Regions from separate parts of the Homo sapiens genome. Here region 1 is linked to region 2. Evidence: read pairs that join two places in POLR2A ChIA-PET (ENCODE). Cell type or tissue: CD4-positive, alpha-beta T cell. All regions are shown on one strand. Each heading gives the region's core, and the rest is flanking DNA. Links, peaks and the distances in the headings are about the cores only. Region 1 overlaps TNRC6B (trinucleotide repeat containing adaptor 6B). Region 2 overlaps TNRC6B (trinucleotide repeat containing adaptor 6B).

The links. ChIA-PET counts read pairs that join two places held together with the same protein. Peaks named below come from ENCODE experiments on the same cell type or tissue, not always from the same donor. Only the 100,000 strongest peaks of a DNase experiment are listed, where the experiment ranks them.
Region 1: POLR2A ChIA-PET joins it to region 2 with 8 read pairs; 5 of 35 experiments call an interaction of 5 or more read pairs at or near these places.

The regions. Positions count from the first base shown.
Region 1 is chr22:40,298,306-40,303,689 of GRCh38, reverse strand. TNRC6B (trinucleotide repeat containing adaptor 6B) reads right to left here. Exons shown (of 23, transcript NM_001162501.2): 13 at 3,104-3,235; 14 at 2,685-2,780; 15 at 2,357-2,540. Among named protein-coding and RNA genes, the nearest start is that of ADSL, 46 kb to the left of the region's middle. In CD4-positive, alpha-beta T cell, for the core only: no CTCF peak of the experiment used is centred there; no DNase peak of the experiment used is centred there.
Region 2 is chr22:40,245,575-40,250,958 of GRCh38, reverse strand. It overlaps TNRC6B (trinucleotide repeat containing adaptor 6B), which reads right to left. Exons shown (of 23, transcript NM_001162501.2): 2 at 4,857-4,944. Among named protein-coding and RNA genes, the nearest start is that of TNRC6B, 70 kb to the right of the region's middle. In CD4-positive, alpha-beta T cell, for the core only: no CTCF peak of the experiment used is centred there; a DNase peak (open chromatin) is centred at 2,788.

The DNA.
Region 1 (5,384 bases), core at 166-5,165, 53 kb before region 2:
TCTGCCCTCCTCCGCCTCCCAAAGTGCTGGGATTACAGGTGTGAGCCACTGTGCCCAGACAGGAAAATTGTAAGTGAAATAAATGACAAAACACATCTATCTTATAAGGCAGATTATAAATGGTCAGGTCACAATTAAAATGAGACCTAATAATGTTTATCTATTATTTAATAAGTTAACAAATATAGAAACAAGCTAATAAGTCAATATTTCTCTTTAATATGGAATAATATAATGCATAGCTAAATTTACAAGTTACTTATGAAACAGGAGTATGACAAAAATAATAAAATTTCTTCAGTAAATACGTATATATGTGTATGCTTAACTCTGATCCTTTAGCCATTAGAAGTAAGAAAGAATCGGCCAGGTGCAGTGGCTCACGCCTGTAACCCCAGCACTTTGGGAGGCCACGGTGGGCAGATCACCTGAGGTCAGGAGTTCAAGACCAGCCTGATCAACATGGTGAAACCCCATCTCTACTATACAAAAATTAGCTGGGAGTGGTGGCATGTGCCTGTAATCCCATCTACTCAGGAGGCTGAGGCAGGAGAATCGCTTGAACCTGGGAGGTGGAGGTTGTGGGAGGTGGAGGTTGGGCGACAGAGTGAGACTCCGCCTCAAAAAAAAAAAAAAAAAAAAAGAAGAAGAAGAAGAAGAAGAAGAAGGAAATACAGCATAAGGACACCTTTGTTAGTAATCAAGGGAGGCCCCGCCATGTTTGGTACCCTGGTGTTTTGCAGCCCAGATGAGCACAGAGCTGACCTTCTTCTATATCAAGTGCAAGAAAAGTTATTTCGAATTTAAGTCAGTTATCAGGCAGATCATCTTTAAGAATGAAAACAGTTGGTGGAAGCTAAGGATCTACAAAGTAATTCCGTTAAAATATCCAGATCAAGATCAAGAACACCTTGAAGTCTTTGCTCACCCCCTGCACGTGCAGTAGGAGGATCACGGGGTTGGCGCACAGTCAGCCGCTGCCATTTGTCCAGGGTCACACTGTCACCTAGAACCAGCAATTTCATGTCTTCCCAACTCTTTTTTTTTTTTTTTTTTTGAGATGGGGTCTTGCTCTATCACCCAGGTGGGAGTGCAGGGGCACAATCTCAGCTCACTGCAACCTCCGTCTCCCGGGTTCAAGTGATTCTCCTGCCTCAGCCTCCCCAGTAGCTGGGATTAGAGGCGCATGCCACAACGTCCGGCTAATTTTTGTATTTTTAGTAGGGACAGGGTTTCACTACATTGGCCAGGCTGGTCTCGATCTCCTGACCTCGTGATCTGCCTGCCTCAGCCTCCCAAGGGGCTGGGATTACAGGTGTGAGTCACCGCGCGCGGCCCAACTCGTTTTTTGAGTGTGCGTAGAACAGTATCTTCTTTAGAAGATAAATTCTAAATGTTGTCAGTTTGAGATGAAACTATGATGGTGTGTGGTATCTTTTCCATTTTAAAATTTTGTTTTGAAATCACTGTTTCCTCACCAATTAGATTCTGCTTACAGCATGTTTTCCAGTTCTGAAAGAGCTATGATTTGCCTGCCAAAAAATTCTTGAAGAATGTTAAAGGCATAACCTTACTTGTTCTAATTCTATTTAAATCAGATGAAATACTAATATCAAATGAATTTTTATCAATCTGCACTATAATTTTAGTTCATTTTTTCTATAGAAGGCAATTTTATTAATATGAGTACACTAAAACATTTCAAACTAGTACATATTTTAACAGATCATAACCTCAGCCATGTGTACCACTCACAGCATGCACAAGCATTTAAATAGGGTTTTAAAAATTCCCGGCGGTAGGAGAGCAGTTTGCCATTCATACACACGTATTGAAAGACTGCTGGCTTCATGCTGGTGATCAAAAAGTTTCAGATTTTGGGGCATTTTGGATTTTTAGATTAGGGGATGCTCAACTTGTAGTTAAAAGGTGGAAACAATCCAAGTTTATCCATTTCAGCAGAAAAGTGGGTAAACACACTGTGGTATATCTGCACAATGGAGTATTACCCAGCCTTAGAAAGGGATGAATTCTGATATGTGCTATAGCATGTATGAGCCTTTACTGTGTTAAATAAAATAAACCAGACACACACACACACACAAAAAAAAGGAAGACTGCTTTGGAGCCAGAGAAGTTAGAGGCCTGGCTCTGCTATTTAGTAACCATGTGGTGAGCTCTGGAAACCCACTGAAACTCAAGAAGCCTCAGATGTCTCATCTGTAAACCAGGGATAAGAATATTTACCTACCTTGTACAGCTGACATAAAAAAGGAGGGTAATGCAGGTGCAACCCCTACCACAGGCCTAGAGAGGTAGATTTCTAAAAAGGTAATTTTCTCTACCAACAACTTACCAGAACCATATCCAGGTATTGGCCCTTTGGTTTGAAGGTCTGGGAGCCCCACATTCAATGCGTTGGGTACCATGTTGTCCAGATGCGGCTTGGGCCCAACAGGATGAGAGGGCGAGTGCTTCATGCCTGGCTGCCTCTGCTGCTGCTGCTGCTGCTGCTGCAGTGCACTCACCATTCGAGCCAGCTGAGGGCCAAGAGAGACAGACACGTGATAAGCACGGCCCCGAACTTCCCAGGAAAAGACTGTGCCCGGTTCTTTGCCATCAGAGGCTAAGCCGGGATGTACTCCTCCAACACAGCACTGGAGGGACCCTGCCTACCCACGTACCTGCTGCTCTTGCTGTTGGCGTACAGCTTGAGAAATCTTTCTCTGGTTCTGTAACAACTGCTGCTGTTGCTGCTGCTGCAAGAGAAGCTGACATGCCTACAAAACAAGGGGGAAAGACAGAAAACCAAAGTTTCCTGAGATTGATTTACTGAGGACACCTAAAGGGTCTGTGCACTGAAGTACAGGTCACACAATCAAAAGTATCCAGGAGGGAAGTAACACCAAATTCCCGGTCTCTTGGTTACATTTTCCTCCAGTTGAGCTGACAACCCTTAAGCACACTCCATAGTTTGCAAAGAAGTGTGGACTAGCACCCTTTGAACATAGAAAGTGGCAAAGATGTGGGAAGCAAATCAAAGCTAAAGAAAAAAAAAAAGCAAATGACCTTTTTAGCCACAGGAAGAAAATCTTCTACTTACCAACTGAAACTGGGGAATTTGTGGAAGCTGGCTCAGCATGGCAATTTGTTGAGGAGATAACTGGGGCCCCACATTGAAAAGACCTGGACTCAGGCCACTGTTGGGAAACTGCTTGAGCATTGAGGCAGAAACCTAGCCAAAAAAATAAAAAAGAAAGAAAAGAAAAGGAATCTTCAGAATTTATCAAAATAAAACTGTTTTTCTGTGAAAAGAATCTTGATGAATCTAAAGCAAGAGTTGTCAAACTTTTCTGTGAAAAATATATAACAGGAAAAATACACTCAAGGGTTAACAATGATTATCTTGGAGCAGTGAGATTACAACAGTTTTTAAATTTTCTTCTTAGACTTTCCAATTTTCTACAATAAAAAGTATAAATTTTATATTCAGGAAAACATCTTCAAGAAAAAAAAATTGATGACAATATGGCTTTTATCCAACCAAGAAATTATTACTGGAAATGTGCCATAAAACAAAACATGCTACATTGCATAAAGCTAATAAATAATACTTACGTGAAAGTATTTCTGTGCTACAAGTAAGACAAATATATTAACTTGTAAATAGAAGACATGAGTTTCAATGCATGGCTTCTGATAGCAAACACCCACAGAGTGGCAGTGTAAAAAAAGAGCCAGCATCAAAGAGCCTGGAAGGTCACTGACCCGGCAGGGTCCTTCTCCCTGTTCTCAGGAGTGAGCTAGGCGAGGCTGCAGGAAGCTCTGGCGACAGAGGATTCCCTCCTATCTTTGGTTTGCTCCTCTAAGATGATTTAAGTAAGAAGAAGTGAGTTTCCCTGCACCCTCATCTACTGAACCCACTGGACTAGTTGGGGCCATGGAGAACAAGCTTAAGAACGTGTCCGTGAGTGCCAAGTAGTGTAGCACAATGGCCAAGAATTTAGTCCTAGAGGCTGGGCACAGTGGCTCACACCTGTAATCCCAGCAGTTTGGGGGACTAGCTTGTGCCTAGGAGATTGAGAACACCTGGGCAACATAGCGAGCTATCATCTCTTTAAAAAAATAAAAAGGTTAAAAAAAGACTTTAGAGCTGGGTGTGGTGGCTCACGCCTGTAATCCCAGCACTTCAGGAGGCTGAGGTGGGTGGATTACCTGAGGTCAAGAGTTCAAGACCAGCCTGACCAACATGCAGAAACCCCGTCTCTACTAAAAATACAAAATTAGCTGGGTGTGATGGCGCATGCCTGTAATCCCAGCTACTAGGGAGGCTGAGGCAGGAGAATTGCCTCAAGCTGGGAGGCGGAGGTTGTGGTGAGCCAAGATGGTGCCATTGCACTCCAGCATGGGCAACAAGAGTGAAATTCCATCTCAAAAAAAAAAAAAAAAGACTTTAGTTCTAGAGGCAGACTGCCTGGGTTTGTAATCCCAGCTCTGCCTGCCTCCCCAGTTTTGTTTTTTTTTTTTTTTTGTTTTTTTTTTTTTGAGACAGGGTCTCACTCTGTCACCCAGGCTGGAATGCAGTGGCGTGATCATGGCTCACTGCAGCCTTGACCTCCCGGCTGGTCTCAAACTCCTGGGCTCAAGCCATCCTCTCAAAGTGTTGTGATTACAAGTATGAGCCACCGCTCCCAACCCAGCTCTGCCATTTCTTTTTTTTTTTTGAGACGGAGTCTCGCTCTTTCACCCAGGCTGGAGTGCAGTGGCGCTATCTTGGCTCACTGCAAGCTCCACCTCCTGGGTTCACGCCATTCTCCTGCCTCAGCCTCCCGAGTAGCTGGGACTACAGGCGCCCGCCACTGCGCCCGGCTAATTTTTGGTATTTTTAGTAGAGACGGGGTTTCACCGTGTTAGCCAGGATGGTCTCAATCTCCTGACCTCATGATCCGCCCGCCTCGGCCTCCCAAAGTGCTGAGATTACAGGCGTGAGCCACCGCGCCCGGCCCCAGCTCTGCCATTTCTAAGCTGACTCAGAGCAAGTTACTCATTTAGCCTTTCTGACCCTTACTTTCCTGATCTCCAACTGGAATGACAACAATATTAACTTCAGTCATTATTAGATTTTATGAGTTAATCAATGTCAAATGCTTAGAGATGTCCTCCATAAATGTTCACATTATTCCACAGGCTGATTCTTCAAATGTCTTCAGACAATGATTACAGTTCCCTTGCATCTCATCTTCAGGCTCAATATGATCAGTTCTTTCACCTGTATCTCCTTCCATTTCTTGGTGAAGAGCCAAGAACAGAAAGGTATTTTCTAGAGTAGTCTAACACCAAGTAGACCCTAAGCATTCTGTTAAAAGCTGTGCTTTCATGAACAA
Region 2 (5,384 bases), core at 112-5,111:
AAAACTTAAAAAAAAAAAAAAAAAAGCATTCCACTCATTATACGATGAGGTCCCACTGAGAATGCTACTTGCATTTTGAATGCTATGACTAGAGAAAAATCACATGAATGTGGCCCAGAAACTAAATTAGCCATAGACACAAAAAGATTCCCCTATGAGTATAGACACAAACACTTGATCTGAAATCTAAAAGCAAAACCTCAGGGACTCATCATCAGAGGCATCAGACGTCATGGTCGGAAAGCAGGATTCAAAACCAAACCTTGTCACTTTCTGGCTATGAGACCCCCAGTTTTCTATTATCTATTGAATGGAGATAATAATAGTATAAACCCTGCAAAGGACTGCTGTAAGGATTAAATCAGATATGCTATGCAGTGCTCAATAAATGTTTGCTGTTATTATCAACACTTATATAAAATAGCATGAAGTACAGCAGTAAGATTGAAATATGTAAATTTTGGACAAATCAAGGGTGCTTTGTTAAAAAAAAAAGAAAGTATTTCTTTATATAGTAACTAATACGTCTATGGAAATGATTAACCTAGAAGGCTGGACAGGCTGAACATAGTAATGGACTTCAGAGAGTTTGGAAATGATGATTAGGAGCCTTACAGAAAACTGCTTCTGATATTTTTAAGAGGGGAAAATAAAGGAGGGCATCTAATTTATAACAATAAAACCACAAAGGTGATGCACAAGCAAAACATCCAAAAGGAACTAAGCCATTGTTCCAATAGTGGTTACACTAAATTTTTGAGATTGTGGGTGATTCTGACCCATTTTCCCAACTGTTAATCTTTTAAAGCATTTTTACTTGGTTATCTGACTTTTGTAATAAAAATATTCATATAGCAAAGAAGAAGTCTGATGATTTGTGGCTGGTAATCGTACTGGATTACGGCCATGGGGGTTCACAAAAACACAATCATCCCTGGAAGGAAGGTCCTGTAGCTGACCAGCCCACCTCGCAATGGATCCCAGCACACCATCAGACTCTAAATAAGAGTTAAAGGATCCGCCTGTAGAACTTCCTGGTGTGTTTCCTACATTCCTGTGTTAAATGACAAGCTAATTCTATTACAGTGAATTTGTGGAATCCAGCATCTTAAAAATGAATGTTTCCCAGTACTGTTACAGAGCTCAATTCTACTGAAAATATTCTTGTGTAATTTTTCTACATCTTTACTTATCCAAGAATGAATGACAATGCAGCCACATACCAATTCCCGAAGGCAATTTAGGTTTTATATCATTGTAACTATTTCTTAGAATGCCATTTTGAAGATCAGTTATACAGGAAGTCAGTGCCTTCCCATTGTAAGCAACAAGCCCAAATAATGTCAAATATGTTTTATCATGTGGGTTCTGTTAAAAGCTGTCCCCCAGACGGCGAGAAGCTGGATGATCAAAGCATGTGTTCTGCCAACGCTAAACAATGCTCCTTTAGCAGCATCAGCCTAAATGAATGTGAATGGAACCCTTCTTTGACACCTCTCTCATGAATGGGTATCTACCAGTTTACTCAGTGATGGCTCCAGGAAGAGCCAACTGCTACAACCAATGAACACTGGAAAAGGCTCATGCTTAATTTCTGTGTGGAGGTAATTTAGTTTTAGCTTTAAGTAAGTGTCAATTCTTCAAGAAAATTATGTTTCCACCTTCATTCTTGACCATTCACTTATTAAACAATTTCTGAGTGATTATCCTGCACCAGGCACTGCCCTAGTTACTGGCCATACAAATACGAATAAAACCAAGAAACTTACAGTCAGTCTAACAGTGAAGATGGACACAAAGAGGTGGTCAAAAAGCACTGGGGAAAGCAGCATGAGAGATGTGGAAGCCCTTAGAAGAGGCACCACAAATGTTTGCGGACCGAATGAATGAACCACTGACCACATGATAGATCTCTGGCACGTTCTCCACGATTCTTTGCATCATAGCACATTTTATGGCTCCTAGCTGAGGTGATGTCTCTACAATAAGGTTGGAAACCACGAAGATAATCACATGGTAAGCTTTGTGCTCTCCTTAAAACTGCTAAATCAGAATTTAATTCTGAAATTATGCAATGGTTCAGTATAATAAAACAAGATCAAAGGCCACGCATCAGCCTGCGTCAGCCTAGATTCTATGTCAAGCTGATCTGGAACATTTTTGAGCAAAAACGATAGAATTTTTATTGTTCATAAAATTAATCACTTAAAAATTTTATTTACGGTAATTTTCCCCTTTGCTATCACTTCTTCATCAGTTCTTAATGCAGATGAAGGCACATAGGAGAGACTGTCCAGCTACATAAACTACATTCTCTGCATAAATAATCTCATTCACTCTCAAGTACATTCACACCATCTTTATTTTAAATCATTTTTCTTTGTGGAATCCAATCAAAGGCATATTACAGAGGCATATTTTATTAATCATTTTAGGTATTGATATTTGTAGTTTAAGAAAACACTGTTATGTATGTTAAAAATGAAGAGGAATATATACTCTCTAAATCACTCTGTTTGGCATCCTCTTGTTAACAGCCTTTGCTCAAGTACCTTGGTACCCAGCCTATTAATCACTCATCTCCATAGACTGCAAAATCCGATTTTTGTATCAACTTAGTAGAGGAAATGTGTGAGTGTCCTAAGGAAAGAAAACTTTCACTGAGGTTTAATCTCACATCCCTCCAGTTGGAGGTGGAGGGTGCAATGTGTGCGAGGCACGGCGACAAGAACCCAGAAACCACAGGGGCAATGCTACAAACACCCACAGCTGGTGGACCTGCATACTGCAACCTCAGTGACAGGGCATGTGGCCACGGACGCAAAGGAAAGTACAAAAACATCTCTGGGTTATCTGACTTCTATGGTTTTTTTTTTTTTTTCTAGACACAAGATCTCACTCTGTCACCCAGGCTGGGGTGCAGTGGTGCAATCTCCACTCAATGCAACCTCCCCCTCCTGGGCTCAAGTGATCCTGCTACCTCAGCTTCCAAAGTAGCTGGGACCACAGGTGTGCACCACCACACTCGGCTAATTTTTTTTGTATTTTTGTTGGTAGAGACGGGGTTTTCATGTTGGCAAGGCTGGTCTCGAACTCCTGGACTCAAGTGATCCCTCCTGCCTTGGCCTCCCAAAGTGTTGGGATTACAGGCATGAGCCACCACACCAGGCAATCTGGCTTATTTATTTAGACTTTTCACTCCAGAATTTTAGGCAATTCTAACAAACTCAGGTGAGAAGCAACACATTAGAAGCAGGTACCCTGACTGCATGAAGATGTGATGGAGAATATACCACTATTAATAGAGACAAACACAATTAAAAGCAGACAAAATCTTAAAGAGCACAGCGGTCTATTATAGCACCAAATAATAATGAATGTTCCTTTTAATTAAGTCATGAAGAAAAGATAAAATTACATTTCATATATTTAACATAGCAGGGACATATGCAATCCAATTCAGAAACTATTTTCAGAATTTTTCTTATGCTGATACTCACAAATTATTATTTCAATAATTCAAAAAATTGAGTTATGAGAAACGCTATATCCAATAATGCTGGAAAAACGTGCAGTGTTACACTGGCTTGTGTGTGACTGCCTTGACTGTCTTCTAAATCTAGAGTTTCCTCTGAACCTTATCACAGTTTCTTTCTCCCTAAACTTAGCTTCAATTAACTAGCACCAGGGCAGGGACCCTCGAACCTTTCCCACAGTAGGCCCTGCTTCCCAAATGCTTTACATAGCAGTAACAATACCTGACAGAAAATCACCTTACCTCCAAAAAAGGTACCAAAGCAACCCTGCTGAGCCAGAGCCCAAGTTAAGAGATGCAAAAAGAATGGTAAGGTGGGGAAACAGGTAAGATCAGACAACAGACAGGGCAGAGGGGCATGCTCTGAGGCAAACAGGGAGGTAAGGTACATTCTAACCACTCTGCCTTGGACAACTCTGCCGGACAAACCGCTCACCTGAGACCTGACAGGTGACAGCCGTTGGCCCTTTGCCTTTTTTCTTTTAGCATCTCTTGTTTTCTCTAAGCAATTCCTCAAAGCCACACAATGCCATATCCTCCAAAGCACTACGTGGGCTCACTAGATCCTTTCCGAGAGGGGTTTCTACTTGTAATTCTCCCAAGGTAGACTCATCTAGACAACAGCACCGTGGGTGGAACAAAAGAACACCGGGGCAAACCTCCAGCCAGTTTTTAAAAGCTATTCTATAGGCTTGCTTAAGAAAATATAGATTAAATTAATATACAAATAAGGAAATACGACAAGAGTTGAGAGTTTGAAAACTCTCTTGCCTTTGTAATACTGTTTACTGTTGTTTTCAAAAACTCAGCCATAGCATTATTTAACATCTACTTTATGGTAACAAATGCAGACCTTGAACTTTCTCCCACTTCCAAATATAAAAACTTTTAAGTAAACAAATGTCTCAAGTACCATTATTGGGATATCAGGTATTCAGGCCAGGTGCAGTGGCTCACACCTGTAATCTCAGCACTCTGGGGGGCCAAGGTGGGGGATCACGAGGACAGGAGTTTGAGACCAGCCTGACCAACATGGAGAAACCCCATCTCTACTAAAAACACAAAAATTAGCCAGGCGTGGTGGCGTGCACCTGTAATCCCAGCTACTCAGGAGGCTGAGAGAGGAGCATCGCTTAAACCTGGGAAGCGGAGGTTGTAGTGAGCCAAGATCACGCCACTGCACTCCAGCCTAGGTGACAGAGCAAGACTCCATCTCAGGAAAAAAAATAAAAGATATCGGATATTCAAGCCAAGACAGTTTCTTGTTCTGGATGCTGGATGCCTAGCAGATAAAAAGACAGACTTAACTGATTAAACCTACCTTCTGAGTGGCTTCTTTTTTCTTTTTATCCTCTTTCTTCCTTTTCTTGTCTTCCATTAACTGTTCTTCCCTTTCTTGCTCCTTCTCTCTATTAAAGTAACATCATAACAGAAGGTTATACATCTACATTCACAATCCATTTCCGCAGCAAATTGAATGCTTGTAAGTGGTGGGCAAGACGACATTTCATCTCTGTGACTGAATAGAACACAGTATTTCATTTAAATCAAAAGGATCCATAAAACTCACATTTAATTATTCCCACATCTTGGTTTGTCACCTCTTTTGTAAAACATGACATTAAGTTTCGTTTCAAAGAAGCCTATTAAGGTAAGCTTTTATAATATCTACCTAAAAGAATACACACACAAACACACACACACACACACACGATTAATTTCCACTCAGCAAAGGACCTGATTTGAATACGACAATATCCAGATGGCTTCTGGGCAGTATTCCTCACAGATAATGCAGAATATATTAACTCAATTATGGTACATATGTATTTATCATAAATTAGGTGTT